Regions from separate parts of the Homo sapiens genome. Here region 2 is linked to region 1. The links are chromatin loops, found by intact Hi-C in ENCODE. Cell type or tissue: natural killer cell. All regions are shown on one strand. Links, peaks and the distances in the headings refer to the core of each region. The heading gives the core; the rest is flanking DNA.

The links. A loop is a pair of places that touch in the nucleus more often than their neighbours do. Peaks named below come from ENCODE experiments on the same cell type or tissue, not always from the same donor. Only the 100,000 strongest peaks of a DNase experiment are listed, where the experiment ranks them.
Region 2: it touches region 1 in a loop (4-fold over the local background); 1 of 110 quality-filtered maps calls a loop at or near these places.

What each region holds. Positions count from the first base shown.
Region 1 is chr1:198,553,884-198,562,197 of GRCh38, reverse strand. No RefSeq gene overlaps it. Among named protein-coding and RNA genes, the nearest start is that of ATP6V1G3, 17 kb to the right of the region's middle. In natural killer cell, for the core only: no CTCF peak of the experiment used is centred there; DNase peaks (open chromatin) are centred at 3,587 and 5,047; H3K27ac peaks cover 3,212 bases.
Region 2 is chr1:198,163,399-198,171,712 of GRCh38, reverse strand. All of the region lies in intron 1 of NEK7 (NIMA related kinase 7), which reads right to left. Among named protein-coding and RNA genes, the nearest start is that of NEK7, 11 kb to the right of the region's middle. RefSeq lists an enhancer at 5,593-5,692. In natural killer cell, for the core only: no CTCF peak of the experiment used is centred there; DNase peaks (open chromatin) are centred at 3,370, 4,072, 5,592, 5,987 and 1 weaker place; H3K27ac peaks cover 3,898 bases.

The DNA of each region.
Region 1 (8,314 bases), core at 2,606-6,605:
ATTTGATAAAATTCAACATCTGTGCAGTACTATTGCTTTTTTTGGGGGATGGGGTTGCAGAGTCTCACTCTGTCGTCCAGGCTGGAGTACAGTGGTGTAATCTCAGCTCACTGCAACCTCTGCCTCCCAGGTTCAAGCGATTCCCATGCCTCAGCCTCTCAAGTAGCTGGGACAGCAGGCATGCACCATCACACTTGGCTAAGTTTTGTATTTTTAGTAGAGATGGGGTTTCACCATGTTGGTCAGGCTGGTCTTGAACTCCTGATCTCAGGTCATCCGCCCACCTCGGTTTCCCCAAGTGCTGGGATTACAGCCGTGAGTCACTGTGCCCGGCCTTCTCTTTCTAAAGTAGGGCTAAAAGGGAATTTCATTAATTGGATTCTTTTAAATGACAGCGAGCATTATATTTTATGGTTAGATATTAAAAGCTTTCCTTCTTGGCTCCCAAATGAGACAAGAATATCTGATATCATTCTTCCAAATCAGAGTAGAAAACTCAGAATCATATCTGGGTTAAAAATGCATGTTGATCTTAACCATCTGAACTTCTTTTCTCTAGGGAGTGGAGGAGGCAAGGCAAGGAAAAAGAAAGAAAAAGGCAGATGATAATTACATATCACTGAACTTTTGTTCTTTTTTTTAATGCAAAAAGATATTTAAAAGACAGAAAAATGCAAGTAGAACCAGAGGCTGGTGTTAAAATATAGATGCTTTTGGTGTGAAAGAAAGAAAACATGGCAGAAAGCCAAGGAACTTGAGGTGATTTAAAGAGTCACAGGAAGAAAGGCAGACCAGAGCCTGGGAAATGAAACACTTGGAAACTGAAGGAGTAGGTTTCTGAATGTCCCTATGTTTTATGTCTTACTTCTATTTCATTTTTTATTATGGTGTAATAAATGCTCCCAAATCCTGGTACAAATTAGATTATTTGCTTTCTACTGATTCAGAAATAGTCATTGTGCCTTTGACTAGGATAAAAACATTATCAAAATAAAGAAACAAAATTGCTTTAAATGATTCTAATTTCTTTCAAAGCCCCCCAACACACAGAATAAAAAGGTAATCTCTTCCCTCCAATATCTTCCAACAACAAGAAAGTCAGTCACAGTCTGAATTCAATAGAAATATATGAACATAATAAGCTAAAATAGTAGTAAAAGCCTAATGTTAAATGACAATTTATAAATTGATATTTTCAATTATCATGAGCCATACTACAATAATCATTAGTAAGTCTACTTATTCCAACAAATTCAATAATTTAATTTCAAGTGAGATGGATATTATTCTCTAATGTAATTCTTGCAAGTTAACACAAACAAGTAATTTTTTTCCAAAAGAACTTGTATAAAAAGGCACACCACACACTTGGAGCTTGTATCTATGTTCACTCCCTGTTTGTGTTAAATTGACAGGTTCACTTAAAAACAATTAACACTATAATTCTTATACAGACAAAATAGCTAGCATGTTACATTTTTCATCTGGACATGTTGTTGTCTTATAGACACAGCCAGGAATTCTTGGCAAAAATTCAGGGCTCCTAGGTATACCATAGGTCAGTATTATATAGACTATGTAATTCTGGATTCAATCACAAATGGGCCATTAAAAGCTAACTTTATAAAATAAATAATTAAATAAATAAATAAGACCACCAAATCTGTTGGCTGAGTTTTGCCAGTGCATCTAGAACTGAACCTCACTGGCCCATTATAATCAGGACTGTAAATTGCCTGTTATTAAATTGCTTTTCCTGTGGTAAGAGAAGATACATTGAAGTCAAGCAGGTAACAGCATTGGATCATGATTCATTTTGCAGACTTTATGGAGCCAAATTGCGTGTTGCCAATCAATATGGAGCCACACAGTTGTTTTTAAATGTCTTGCCACAGGAATTGGCTTGCAGCCACCATCGTAGGAGGGTGGTGTAAGGAAGCTGATACTGGAGGAAGGGAGTAAATGCTGTTTCCTCTCTGGAGTCTGTGTATTTGTATATTTTGCTATACAATCAGTATTTTGAAAGACACCTATAAATTTAGAGCCCCTCAGGTCAGAATGCTTAGAATATGGCTTTATTCTAGAGGACAATTCTGATTTAAAAATCCTTGCTTGAACTCCTGAATCTCCCTATGTGTGTATCACAAGCTAAAAAGAGGTAGAGTCCCAGATTGGGATTTCTTAGATTTCAAACATTTGGTTTATGGATTTAAATTTTTATTGTATTCTATAATTTTGGAATTCTCTACACCTTGGCAATTTTGCAGTGTGTGCAATGTCACCAGCAGAGAGAGATCCGTGTTTTAAATATCAAAATCCAAGAAAACAAAAAATAGTTAAGCTAAAATGACTATTACAAGGAACTCAATTATATATTCCATTTCTGAATTGTATCTTTAGAGCTTTCTTTCCTGCTTCATGTATTTTATGTCCTCACAAGAATACAGTATTCTTGCTATTTTATAATTTTTTATAAATAAATCCAAATAGGTTATTTATATATTTTGGTGATAGAAGAAAGCATTAATCAAAAAGGCTATTATAAGTAGCAATAGGAAGTAGAGCACTTATTGCATTTGGAGATAATTTTATAAAGCAGAAAGCCAGATTTTTGAGAATTCTATCCACTATAAATAATCTGTCATAAATCATTGAAGATTTTCTGTTCCATTCTACTTTGTGAAATGAAAATCTCTTGGTAGTCCAATCAAAATATGCATTGGTATTTCTCATATTGCATTTTTTATCCCTCTATTATGACTCAGAACTCTGTAAGGTTGAGCAGGTGTATCTAGGAATCAAGTAACATGAAACTTTGTCTTCCCTAGTTATGTTTTTTTCATTCCAGATATATAAGCTTTTATTAATTTTTTTCTCTCTTGGGGACATTATATCTTCCAAATATTTGCAATAAATTTTATAGTTATCCACATGAGGTTCATTAGTTGTTCAGATGAGGGAAGAGTGAAGTCTGGCTATATATCTAGGAGAGTCAAGAAGAGTTTCTTTACATCTATGTTGTAAAATGTCTCAAAAACATGTCCAGATATCATACATCTCTGATAACCCTTTGAGCCAGGATATTGATCAACAATTTTGCATTGGAAGTATATGCCATTTAACTGAGTTGGTGTTTCTCATTATACTCACTGACATACAAATAGCAACATTATCAAGTCCTGCCTTTAATCCACAATGGGGAAAGACTGTGTGGTAAAGCATGTTATTTCCCAGATTGGGTTTATACAGATGTCTGGAGACATTTAACGTATGCAAGAAGTTCTGGGAAGTCATGGGATGAATAGGAGGCATCCTTTGGAGTGGCATCTTTTCTTGAAGGAGGAAAAGAGTCAAAAAATTTAATTTAATTTGTAAGTTATAAAACAGATAATATTGCAGCAAACATGTAACAGGATAATAGTACACTAATTTGTACCAAGTTAAAGATAATAGTGAGATAAATGAATTTTGGACACTTAATATAAATGTCATGCTTCAGCAGAATGTATTCAGCTACAGCAATACATAGCATCCAGGCTAGACAGTTTTTTCTGTTTTTAGGACTACTTTGATACAGAAGTATGAGACGTGTGGTAGAGTGAAAGTAACACCAAGCTTGATCTTTCCCCCTTGCTAGTGTTGTGAACTTGAAGTCCTGTTAAAAATGTGTGTGTGTATATATATATACACACACATATATATACACGCATATATACACACATATATATGCACATATATACACATATATATGCACATATATATACACACTTATATATACACACATATACACAAATATATACACACATATATATACACACATATATACACATATATATACACACATATATATATACACACACATATATAATATCCAAAATACTGTCATCAAATCAATATCGCGGGTTTTTTGAAAGAATCAAATATGATAATGTGGCTGAAATTCCTTTGCCACCTGAAGAAGAAGAAAAAAGTGGATTTTTTCCATTTATTATTTTATTTAGCAGACATTTATTGAGCACTGACTCTGTGACAAGACTTCACTAAGTATGACTCTTCTCTTCAAGGAGTCTACGTGCTGAAATAAAGGAGACTGCAGTGATTCGATCACTTCAATAGAGTGCACTGAGGCCACTGATAGGTGTTTGTGCTGAGTTGAGTGATAACATTTGAGGAAAAACCTGAATGTAGAGGAATAAGCCTCAGAAGACAGCTCAAGAAAGAGAAGTCTGGGCAGAGGGAACACTAAGAGGCCTGGAGGTAGAAGCACACTTCATTTCTTATGGGGACATTATGTTTGAGGAATAGCATTTTGAGGAGTCAGCACAGTTGCATGGTTTTCTCCAGCAATGTGGTTAACATGGAAAAGAAAGGTAGTTAGATTTTATGAAGGTTGAGGTTTATCAGGGTGATTACAAAAAGGGCTTTGAATGTATAAAGCAAAGAAGGGATTTTTATGGAAGAATCATGGACTCTAAAGAAAGACATGGAGGAAGTCACTGGGACAGAACATGGGTTGAAGGCAATGGACAGGGAGTAACATGAAGGTGGAGAATTGCCCGAGTGAGACACTAAAGTACAAAGAATATTTGAGGGTTTGGCACAGAAAGAAAACAGAGATAAAAGTCCAGGGAAAAGAACACGATATAAAGCAATAGGTGGAGTAATAGCCCAGTTTTGTAAATCTCAGTAATACTTGGAAGGATACACAACAAAATGTTAATAGTCGTTATTGCAGGATGACAGAATTATGAGCCAGTTTTATTTTATTTTCCCTGTCTTCTATATTTTCCAAATTTTCTTCATTCAATATATATTGCTTTTGTAATTGAGAGAAAATTAAAAACAGATGTGGTATCCCAGAAATACGAGAGTAAAACCAAACAGGTAATTAAAGACAATCATTCCCAGACCTGAAGAAATGGAGAGCGATATTCAGCACCACGGAAGCATCACAAACTGATTCCAAGATAGACCAAACTGCCACATCTACTGCACTTCCTTCATGTCTGCACCCTCCCCCCAGCCTCCCTTCCCTCTCCCGGAAACACACAACAAAACTCACACATACAGTGAGAAACTCACACACTAGCACACACACATTCTCACTTCTGCACTTCCTTTTTCTTAAGCTGACAGGAAGCCCTAAATACCATTAACATAGGCAACCACACCCCTTGCATCTCTGAACATTTCTGCATGACTCTGGACAGTTTTGACTGTGCCCTTTGTTTTCACATGGTCGGCTTTGGAACAGGTAAATGTATTGGGAAGGCCAATTTAAGCCAGAAAAAGTTCCTCTTGAATAATTCCAGTTTCCCTCTCCTGCCTCCATCTTCCCATCCCATCTTCACTTCCAATAAAACACATTAATAAACATAAGTTTATTTTCCATCCAGCTCTGGGGGTGTGATTTGACAAAGGGACAACTGATGATCCCCTAACCAAATTTTAGTAATGTTTCTCTGAGTAATTTACCAATGCCACTATCCAAGCTATTGGGGTTCTCTCCCAAAGACCATTGTCTTGAATCCACAGGCATTTTTGCTTATACTCCTCTAGCAATTTCTGCTATCTACAATTCCAGTTCCTTGTCCACCACAGCACAGCACATGAGATTGGCTAATTTTAAAACATCTAATTTAAATTCAGGAACAGGTACAACCAGTGTATAGATTGCTCAATCTTTTTATGAACTATTTTTTAAATCGTTTTTTTCCTTCTACTAATCCTAGCTCTTTGAGTCTTACTCCATTTTGGATGGTTTATCCTGCCTCATCCAAAGACAAAGATTTTTTCTTTAGTTATGTTGGTCCTTGGAAAGGCAAATTTGTTTTGTTTAAGCTGCAGATCTCCAATTTCAGTTTCATTTTAGCTTCAATTGGATGAGTTTCCCTAGATTTGGTACTCAAGGTTCTCTGACTTAACTTTGAATTTGCTTTCCTAAATCATTTAGCTTCAATTCTGTGGTTCCCTGCATCATTTAATCTGTAAAATGTAGTCCACATACAAAACATACTCATGATCTTGAAGGAAACTAAGATAGTGTATACAGGGAGATATATATATCTATTTTATATATATAGTATATACATATATAACATGTATACATATATAATATATAACATATATTATATATGTATACACACATTGTATATATAAAACATGTGTTATTTATACATTATATATAAAACATCATATATATGCTTGGAATATATATATCTATATCTTGGAATATCTATATCTTGGAATATATATATATTGGAATATATATATATATCTTGGCATATATATATATATCTTGGAATATATATATATCTTGGAATATATGTGTGTGTGTATATATATATATATATATATATGCTGAGAAGGTGTTAGCAGGGAAAGGAATGAACCTAACTCTGGGTCAGACAGACCTGCAATCAAATTCCTTCAGTGTCACTTTTTAAAAGGCTGTATGACCTTCAGAAAATTACCTAACTTATTTGAATGTTAATTCTTTAACCAAAAAAATGGAATTATAATCGCCTAATACAGTTGTTTTGAAGTGCTAAGGAAACAGTGAGCACATAGTTCCCAGAACAGTGACTGGCAGTGACACGTGGTCATTTACTTCTTTCCCTCTGTGCCTTCCATTTGGGAGTGACTATCTTTTCATCTGTCAGATGTCAGCCATAATATTAGCACATCTGCAGCCTAAGTTCAAATGAACAAACCTGTCTCTCAAATTGTTTAGAGAGAAATATGTACTCACTGCCTAATAATTCCGATGATTTTCTATGCATGGTCTAGCATTCCAATTGCACTAGCATTTATTAGGCCTAACTTGGGGGGCGGATTCAGATATCCAACTGGTCTTACAATCAACCAGATTTTCTTGAATAAGAAAGAAATTCCGGCTGGGGGCAGTGGCTCACACCTGTAATCCCAGCACTTTGGGAGGACGAGGTGAGCGGATCACCTGAGGTCAGGAGTTCGAGACCAGCCTGGCCAACAAGGTGAAACCCTGTCTCTAGTAAAAATACAAAAATTAACTAGGCATGGTGGTGGGCAGCTGTAATCCCAGCAACTTGGGAGGCTGAGGCAGGAGAATTGCTTGAACCCGGGAGGTGGAGGTTGCAGTGAGCCAAGATCACACTACTGCACTTGAGCCTGGGTAACAACAGCGAAACTTCCTCAAGAAAAAAAGAAGGAAGGAAGGAAGGAAGGAAGGAAGGAAGGAAGGAAGGAAGGAAGGGAGGGAGGGAGGGAAGGAGGAAAGGAAGGAGGAAAGAAAAGAGGAAAGAAAGGAGGAAGGGAGGGAGGAAAGAAAGAAGCTTCTTCAGGTTCCTTTCAATCAAAGAACAGTCAAGACTCAGGATATCTCTCACCCTAGAGCTGAATCTCATAAAAGAAAGAAAGAGAGAAAGGAAGAGAACAGAACAGAAGAGAATCCCCAGGAGGAAAGGGGAAAAAATCCCTTTTGTTGATGTTCAACCTCTGGCAATCTCGAATCCTGTATTACACATCGAATGAAATCATTAATCCATAGAGACACAAAGCTCCCTAGCAAATAATATTATTTCTGCTATTCAACTTAGACTTCATTAGTCTTTCAAAGTTACCAAACTTAAACTTTCTAATTGAGCTAGAAAATCAGAATCTGCCTTTGATCACATTTTTTAATGCAACCTCTCTCTTTTCTGCCTGTGACCATTTCTTCTTACAGCTCTTCTTTCCTTGAAATTGAGAAAGAAAAATCTCTGCAAGAAGAAAATATTCAGAGATAGCCCTCCAGATAGACTCATATGAATAAGAAATCCAGGAAAGATATGAAAAGAAATAAAGAATAGGACCATCTTGCCTTTAGGCCTGCTACTTTTTCTAACATGTTAGTTTAGAGGACTTGTTGGGTTTTTTTAGGTTCTTAGCTTTTTAACTTGGGCTTATTGAATTTTCCAGATTGAGTGATGAAGGTTATCATGTGTTTCAGTTTGCTTCCTTGTCCCTGCTGGGATCACAGTTGAAAAAAAAATTAAAAAGAAATTAAGGTCCATTCTGGTAACAGACCCAGAATTTACAAAGGAACTAAGGGTTGTGAAAGCAAAACCACTGATACATATACCACAGTCAAGAAGTCTGTTTTCATTTAGCAAATAAATATTTAGCTTCCTTTAATAAATCTAAATTCTAAGAAAAATGGCAGATTGTAGAAATGGCAAAGTTAAATTTTTATAAGAATTTCCTTGCTGAAACCAAAGCTAGGAATTTCTGGTAGAATAGTGTAGAAGCTTTTTGGAATCAGGAAGGCTTTTCAACAGTGGAAGCTCAGGGTTCA
Region 2 (8,314 bases), core at 2,070-6,069, 390 kb after region 1:
AAAATCATAAAGGTTTTTGATTTTTTTTTTTTTTCAGACGGAGTCTTGCTCTGTCGCCCAGGCTGGAGTGCAGTTGCACAATCTCAGCTCACTGTAACCTCCACTTCCTGGGTTCCAGCGATTCTCCTGCCTCAGCCTCTGGAGTAGCTGGGATTACAGGAGTGCGCCACCATGCCCAGCTAATTTTTGTATTTTTAGTAGAGATGGGGTTTCACCATGTTGGTCAGGCTGGTCTCGAACTCCTGACCTCGTGATCCACCCACCTCAGCCTCCCAAAGTGCTGGGATTACAGGCATGAGCCACTGCACCCGGCCCATAAAGTATTTTTAAGAGACTAAGTGGTTAGAAATTATTCTGAAGGCAGTAACTGAAGGACTTTAAGCAAGGAAAAAACCTAGTTAGAACTGGCTAGAGAAGCATTTCTTTAAAAAAATTAAAAAGCATAAATAAATTCAACTCAATTTTAAATCTGAAGGGAAAAAAAGAAAGAAGACATTACAGAGGGTTCTATTTATTTAAAAAAAGACATAAGCCCTTTTCTTGGTAATTTTTAAGTACACTGTAGTCTCACTGAAGTATGAATTTTCAAGTCTGAACTTAATTCCTTCATATATCTCATAAACCAAACTTTTCTTAATACATGTTTTGGCCAGGTGCAGTGGCTCATGCCTGTAATCTCAACACTTCAGGAGGCTAAGGTGAGGAGGACAGCTTGAGGCCAAGAGTTTGAGACCAGCCTGAGCAACACAGCAAGATTCCATCTTGAAAATAAAAAACATTTTTTTTTAAGAAATCTACGTTTGAGGTCCCTTTTACAATAATCTTGATTCTATTTTGATGCGAGTTTCTGATGTGCCATAACTACAAACCAAATAAAGAGATCATAAAAGCACTAAAGCTTTTATTGCTATTATCATCAAATTTTAAAAACATAAAGGTACAAGTAACTTCACAATCACTTCACAAGAGAAAAGAGGTTCAATCATTTTAGCATGGTATTCAAACCATCAATTCACAATTAGTAATTATTCTTATGAAGGGAATAATCTCAAGTATTCGTCCAGTTATTTCCTTATTTAACTCAGTGCAACATTTTCTCCATGAGGGGATCCTTGGAACATGGAATTAATTGGCAAATAGATAGTCATACCTTTAAGGAATAAAAAGGTTCCTACCCCTTTACAGAAAGCCAAACGACTTACCTAGAACTAGGAATGAACTGGGCTCTAAGGAAAGGAAATTTAAGTATACTCAGTCAACAGCTTAGCAAATCAGCTTCAAGTCAATTTAATCTAACTGCCTGTCATGTTTTAATATCATATCTTAACTCCAGGACTTATCTCTCACTTTATTCCCTGTTGCTCGAGCCTCTAACTTAGACTTAATTGCCAAACTAGTCTCTGTCTGGTCTCCACACACTCCTCCCCACTCACACCAAGTTCATGTCTGACACACTCGTTTTTCCTAGTCCTGATTCCTATCTCACCCCACTCTGAGATCTTTCAGACCTTGGAATTCAGAATTCAGATACAAAACCAAGCATCTCAGACTAGATCCCTGAATATCCTGACAGTGACCATTCACAGATTAGACCTTTACCTATTTCAAACAATAAGACCTCCTTCATACCATGTTCTGTGGGCCTTGCAGAGACGTGTGCCTGGCATTCATCCTAGACCTTTCCTGAAACCAACAGCTCAATTGTTCTGGGCATTCCCTTACTGCTAGGACCTGCCTAGACCTCCTGTCAAGTGTAGTCTCTGGGAAGCAGTCATCTGCCATTCTTTAAATGGCAAGTTCTGACAAGAATGGTCCTAGGCCCTACAGAAAACACAGATCTGTACAGGACATGATTCACACCTTCCAGAAGCTTATGCTCCAGAGAGGAAGCTAAGATAACTACAACAAGACTCAATAAGTACTAACGGCTTAAAGAAGCAGAAGAAAGAGGTTTATTTGTATTTTTTTGTATAGTACTTGAGCAGGGCCTTAAAGGATAAAGATTATTTTAATGCACTGAGATTGAACAGTGACATATGGAAAATGGACATTTAAAGTGGTGAGAAAAGCATAGAGTGGAGAAGCCAGAAAGGGTACAAAATTTTCCAAAAAAAAAAAAAAACCCAGTAAGTTGTTAGATATGACTAAAATGTAGGGGAATATACAGGAAATAAATAATCTAGAAAGCCAGGTGAGGATCAAGTGGGGCTCCATTTAGTGGCAGAGTGAGTCAGGCAATATGGTACAGCATTTGGTCGTTCCTTTATTCTCATATTCTGCAATTAATAAAAACTTAAATATTTTTAAAGCATAAACTTGGATATTTGTTTTGATAAGAAATACAATCCTCCAGACTCAAAAAGAAATCTAAATATCTGACAGTGGTGATCCAAAGTGCTTTCTAACTGTGGAAAGTTGGCAAATAAACCTGGCACCTCCAAGCAAAAATAAGAAGCATCTCATTTAGCTACCTATTTCTAATGACTGAAAAATTGACCTTCCTTCCAGTAGATGAAGGAGTTACTACTGTGCAGCAGTTATATCCATAAACTATTAATAACCAAACACTCAAAACAATGTAGATTTTTTTAAAAACTAACACATAGAGCTAAGCCATATGTACTGACCACTTTACTTTTAAACTATAAATTATGCACATGAATCAACTATGCAACCTATATACTAATTTTATAATACAGAGAAATCTCAGAATAATCTTTTCAAATGAGTAAACATTACAGAAAGCTGCTTCCCCATATTCCTTTCCCATATGTTCTGCATACTCCTCTCCTTTGTTTTTAAAGGTTTCTTTTCTTCCTCCTACTTTATTCCAGCCATTACATCTCTCTTAAAATTGCCACTGCCATCTAGGTTTTTCTCTCTCACTCCTGCTATGGTCCCTTTTTTAATTGTAATCATTTCATTCACTTTCAGCTACCTACCAACAACTCCCAAATTTATCTTTCTTTGGTCTGTGGATTGATAAGACCAAGTTGGAAAATGGAAAGAAAAAAAAGAAACAAAAAGATGAACTATAAAGGGAATGTAATCACAGAGTCACTCATTTTACAGCTGCCAGAAGGCTCCAAAGATCACACGGTCTATCCTCAAATTTCAGGCAAGTATGCCTCCCAAGTTCAGAGAAGGCTCACCTCAATTTGAAACTGACTTTACACCAAGTCTGTGCAGTCAACAGGATCATCTTTCAAACATTCTCAAAATGCATATGCAAATACCCCACAAAGTTCACAAGTTGGAAAATGTGGAAATGCTGACGTTCTGGGGATGACAACCCACAACACAAACAAAAAAGGCCTAGGAATGGTAGTACTGCCCTGCCAGGGACCACACACTAAGAGACAAAAGTCTCAACATTTTCTAACCAGATACCGTTGGTACATCATTACAGCCCATGCTTCTTATATTATCTGAATCATTAACCACAAAATCACTCTCCCCTAGGCCAGGCACTCAACTCTTAAACTGAGTTCCATATATATTACATTTAGCTCACACTAAGTGTCAGAACCTATGTTTGGCATTTGAAAAATAAAAAAATACACCTGGACTTGACCCACGATTTGAAAACTTTCTATGTCAAGCTGCATCTTCTTATAATAAATAAAGAGAAGGGGAAATGGTCATAAACAACAAGGGCTTGTGCTGTTTATAAACTCCAAATTTTTTTAAAAGGTGAAAACAAATCGCTGATAGAAAACAGTTTTAAAATTGCCAAACAGGCTTTTGAATAAAGAGCAACACTTGAATGCAAAGGCTTGTATCTACTGACAAGGAGGGAAGTTAGATGGGACTCAAGTGCCTGTCACTTGTTATCAAAGTCCCAGATGGAAATAAGACAGTCATGGAAAAAGGAACAGGTTACTCATCATAATGTTCTTGAACACTTTCCAGCGTGGCCAGACATGCAAGACAGAAAAGTCTGGTGCAGTCGAGCTGTGAAACAAGATAGAGAACTACAGGTAGGTAATGGTAACTAGAGGCAAAATCTCTAAGTGGCAAGGCAAAGAGCTTTTGCCCCTGTGCAAAAAAACACCTCAGGAGCAAGGGAAGTGGTAAGCTTTCACACCCAGTTGAGAGAAATTTTGTAAAAATGCCAAAAATGGTGAGAACAGTACACAGCCTAAGCAGTCCAGTAACAAGGGACCGTTTGGTTGAGAAGGAACTAAAACTAACACTTAGATGTACTATTTTCTTTCACCTTGCTTGAAGTGGCATTTTCTCTCCTGTTATTATCATCATCATGTTAATGAGTGCATATCATATAAGATGCCTTGGGTGCCTTTATCTCTCAGACACAACCTCCGCACAATCTTAAAATCTGCTGTTAAGACCAAAAACATCAGAAATTTGAAAATCTTTTCTAAGTAAAGAATCTGAATAGAAAAGCATAGATTTTGCTTGTTGAATTTTAAGTGTAAGAGTGATAGGCAGCAAAGGTGAGGTCATGAGGATGTCCTTATGAGAAGAGACACAAGCGAAAACACATAGGAAGAACCTGCATGTCAGAGGCAGAGAATGGAGTGATATATCCACAAGCCAAGGAAAGACAAGGATTGCTGCCAATACCAGAAGCTAAGAGAAAGGCATGAGCCACATTCTCCCTTAAGCCTTCAGAGAGAACACGGCACTGTCAACACCCTGACTTCTGACTTCTGGCCTGCAGAATGGTGACAGAATAAATTTGTTGTTTTATACCATCTAGTTTGTAATAATTTGATACAGCAGTTACAGAAAACTAATGAAGGCATATCTCATTTTATTGTGCTTCACACATTGTGTTTTTTATAAACTGAAGGTTTGTGGCAACCCTATGTGAAGTTAGTCTGTTAGTGTCATTTTTCCAATAGCATGTGCTCACTCCATATCTCTGTGTCACATATTGGATATTCTTGCAATAATTCAAACTATGTCACTATTATTATATCTTTTATGGTGGTCTGTGATCAGCAATCTTTGATGTTACTGTATTTGTTTTGGGGCACCATGAATCATGTCCAAATAAAACGGTAAACTTAACGATACATGGTGTGTGAATGTTCTGACTGCTTCACTGCACCAGCCGTTCCCATCTCTCTCCCTCTCCTTGGGCCTCACTATTCCCTGAGACACAACAATAATGAAAATTAAGCCAATTAATAACCCTACAATGGCCTTCAAGTGTTCGAGTGAAAGAAAGAGTCACCCATCTCTCACTTTAAATCAAAAGCTGGAAATGATTAAGCTTAGTGAGAAAGGCATGTCAAAGGTCAAGACAGGTCAGAAGCTAGTAGCTCAGAAGCTAGGCCTCTGGAGCCAAACAGCCAAGTTGTGAATGCAAAAGAGAAGTTCTTGAAGGAAATTAAAAGTGCTAGTCCAAAATGGTACATTATCAGTGGTTGCTGAAGCTCGGAGCTGGTCTATTACACTATTTTGTTTATTTTGAATGTGTTTAAAATTTTCTATAATTGAGTAAAACATCTGTATAAAAAGACAAAAGAAAAAAGTGATACTCAGTGAACACACCAATGATAAGAAAGTGAAACAGCCTTACGGCTGAGACAGAGAAAGTTTTAGCGGTCTGGATAGAAGATCAAACCAGTCACATTTCCTTAAATCAAAGTCTAATCCAGGGCAAGGCACTAACTCCCTTCAGCTCTGTGAAGGCTGAGAGTGGTGAGGAAGCTGCAGAAGAAAAAATGGAGTTAACAGAGGTTGGTCCATGAAGTCCAAGGAAATATGTCATCTCTATCATATAAAAATGCAAGTTGAAGCAGCAATTGCTGAAGTAGAAGCTACAGCAAGTTATCCAGAAGATCTAGCTAAGATCATTGATAAAGGTGGCTACACTAAACAACAGATTTCCAATATGGATAAAACAGCCTTCTATTTGAAAAAGATGCCATCTAGGACTTTTATAGCTAGAGAGAGGTCAATGCCTGGCTTCAAAGCTTCAAGAACAGGCTCTGGTTAAGGGCTGACGCAGCTGGTGAACCCAATGCTCATTTAGCATCCCCTGAAAATCCTAGGGCCCTTAAGAATTATGCTAAATCTACTCTGCCTGTGTGCTATAAGTGGAAAAACAAAACCTGGGCAACAGCACATCAGTTTACAGCATGGTTTTTTGAGTATTTTAAGCCCACTGTTGAGACCGACTGCTCAGAAAAAGATTTCTTTCAAAATATGACTACTAATTGACAATGTACCTAGTCACCAACAGCTCTGATGGAAATATACAAGATGATTAATGTTGTTTTCATGCCTACTGACACAACATCCATTCTACAGCCCACGGATCAAGGAATAATCCACTTTCAAGTCTTCTTATCTAAGAATACGAAATACATTTCTTAAATCTATAGCTGTCATAAACAGTGATCACTCTGATAGATCTGGGTAAAGTAAACTGAAAACCTTCTGAAAAGGATTCACCATTCTAGATGCCATTAAAAACGATTGTCATTCATGGGAGGAAGTCAAAATATCAATGTCAATAGGAGTTTGGAAGAAGTTGATTCCAACCCTCATGGACGACTTTGAGGGAGTCAAGATTTCAGTGAAGGAAGTCACTACAAATGTGGTGGAAACAGCAAGAGAACTAGAATTAAAAGTAAGCCTGAAGATGTAACTGAATTGCTACAATCCCATGATAAAACTTCAATGGATGAGGAGTCGCTTTTTATAAATGAGCAAAGAAAATGCGTCTTAAGACGGAATCTACTCCTGATGAAAATGCTGTGAACATGGCTAAAATGACAACATAGGATTTAGAATATTCCATAAACTTTTAAGCAGCAGCAGGGTTTGAGAGGATTGACTCCAATTGTACAAGATTTTCTACTTTGGGTAAAATGCTATCAAACAGCATCATATGCTACAGAGAAATTTTTCATGAAAGAAAGAGTCAATTGATGTGGCAAGCTTTATGGTTGTCTACTTTTAAGAAAACGACACAGCCACCAGCCTTCAGTGACCGTCACCGTAATCATTTAGCAGCCATCAACATTGAGGTAAGACCCTCCACCAGCAAAAATATTATGAACTGCTGAAGGTTCAGATGATCGTTAGCATTTTTTGGCAATAAAATATTTTTTAATTATGTATATTTTTTAGACATAATGCTATTGCACACTGTATAGACTACAGTATAGTGTAACTCTAACTCCCATATGCACTTGGAAACCAAAAGATTCATCTGACTCGCTTTATTGCAAGATTCACTTTATTGCAGTGGTCTAGACTAGAACCTGCAATATCTCTGAATAATGCCTGTATAGAGCTAGGGCCCACAGCATTGTTTCCTGGACCACAATAGGCAGGGTATGGTTCTAGGGTCCCCCAAATAGCAGGATTTTTCTTACTGTAACTGTGTCTTGACCAGAGCAGTGGCTGTATGGCCCTAGACCGGTGGACTTCTGATCACAGAAGAGGCAGAAACTCCCTTGGGGGCCTGGTACTGGGACATTCTGCTGGAAGCTCAAACTCCCTCACAACCATTAAATACTATTAAATGTTCAGTAACAAATTCCTTTCCACTTAAAAAAAGTGATTAGAGGAGTAAACGGGAGAACTATGTAACTAAAGACAATCTTTACTGACAGCTGATTTTTTGTTGTTGTTGTTGTTGTTGCATTTTTAGTAAAGATGGGGTTTTGTCATGTTTCCAAGGCTGGTCTCAAACTCCTGGGCTCAAGCAGTCTGCTCAGCCTCGGCCTCCAAAGCGCTGGGATTACAGGTGTGAGCCACAGTGCCCAGCCAACAGCTGATATTGTAAATACTCAAAGCCATAAAAGTGAAGGTGAAAACAATATGTCATTCAACAATAAAAAATATTTCTTAACAGTAAATACATTATTAAAACTTTATTTTAAATGCATTTTGAAAATGGAAAAAAATGTCAGTTTTCACTGAATACCACACCTACCACCAGACTACTCTAAACATATTCTAACAACAAAGACGGTGATGAGAACAAAGGAAGTCAATTTGTAGGTTGCCATGAAAAATAAGAAATAATTCGTTCCATAAACCAATCCTCCCCCCAGAAAAATCTTCTTATATAAGACCTTTCAATTTACATGTATTTATTGACTAACAAACCACACCTAGAAATAAACTGTTTGGAATAAAGATATACTATTTGCATAAAACAAATGACCTATTCTAGGTGTCTCTTTTTTTAATTTTTTTTTTATTTTTTTTAGAGACAGGGTCTCACTCTGTCACCAGGTGGGAGTGCGGTGGCATCATCACAGCTCACTGCAGCCTCGAAATCCTAGACTCAAGCCATCCTCCAGGCCCAAGCAATCCTCCTGCC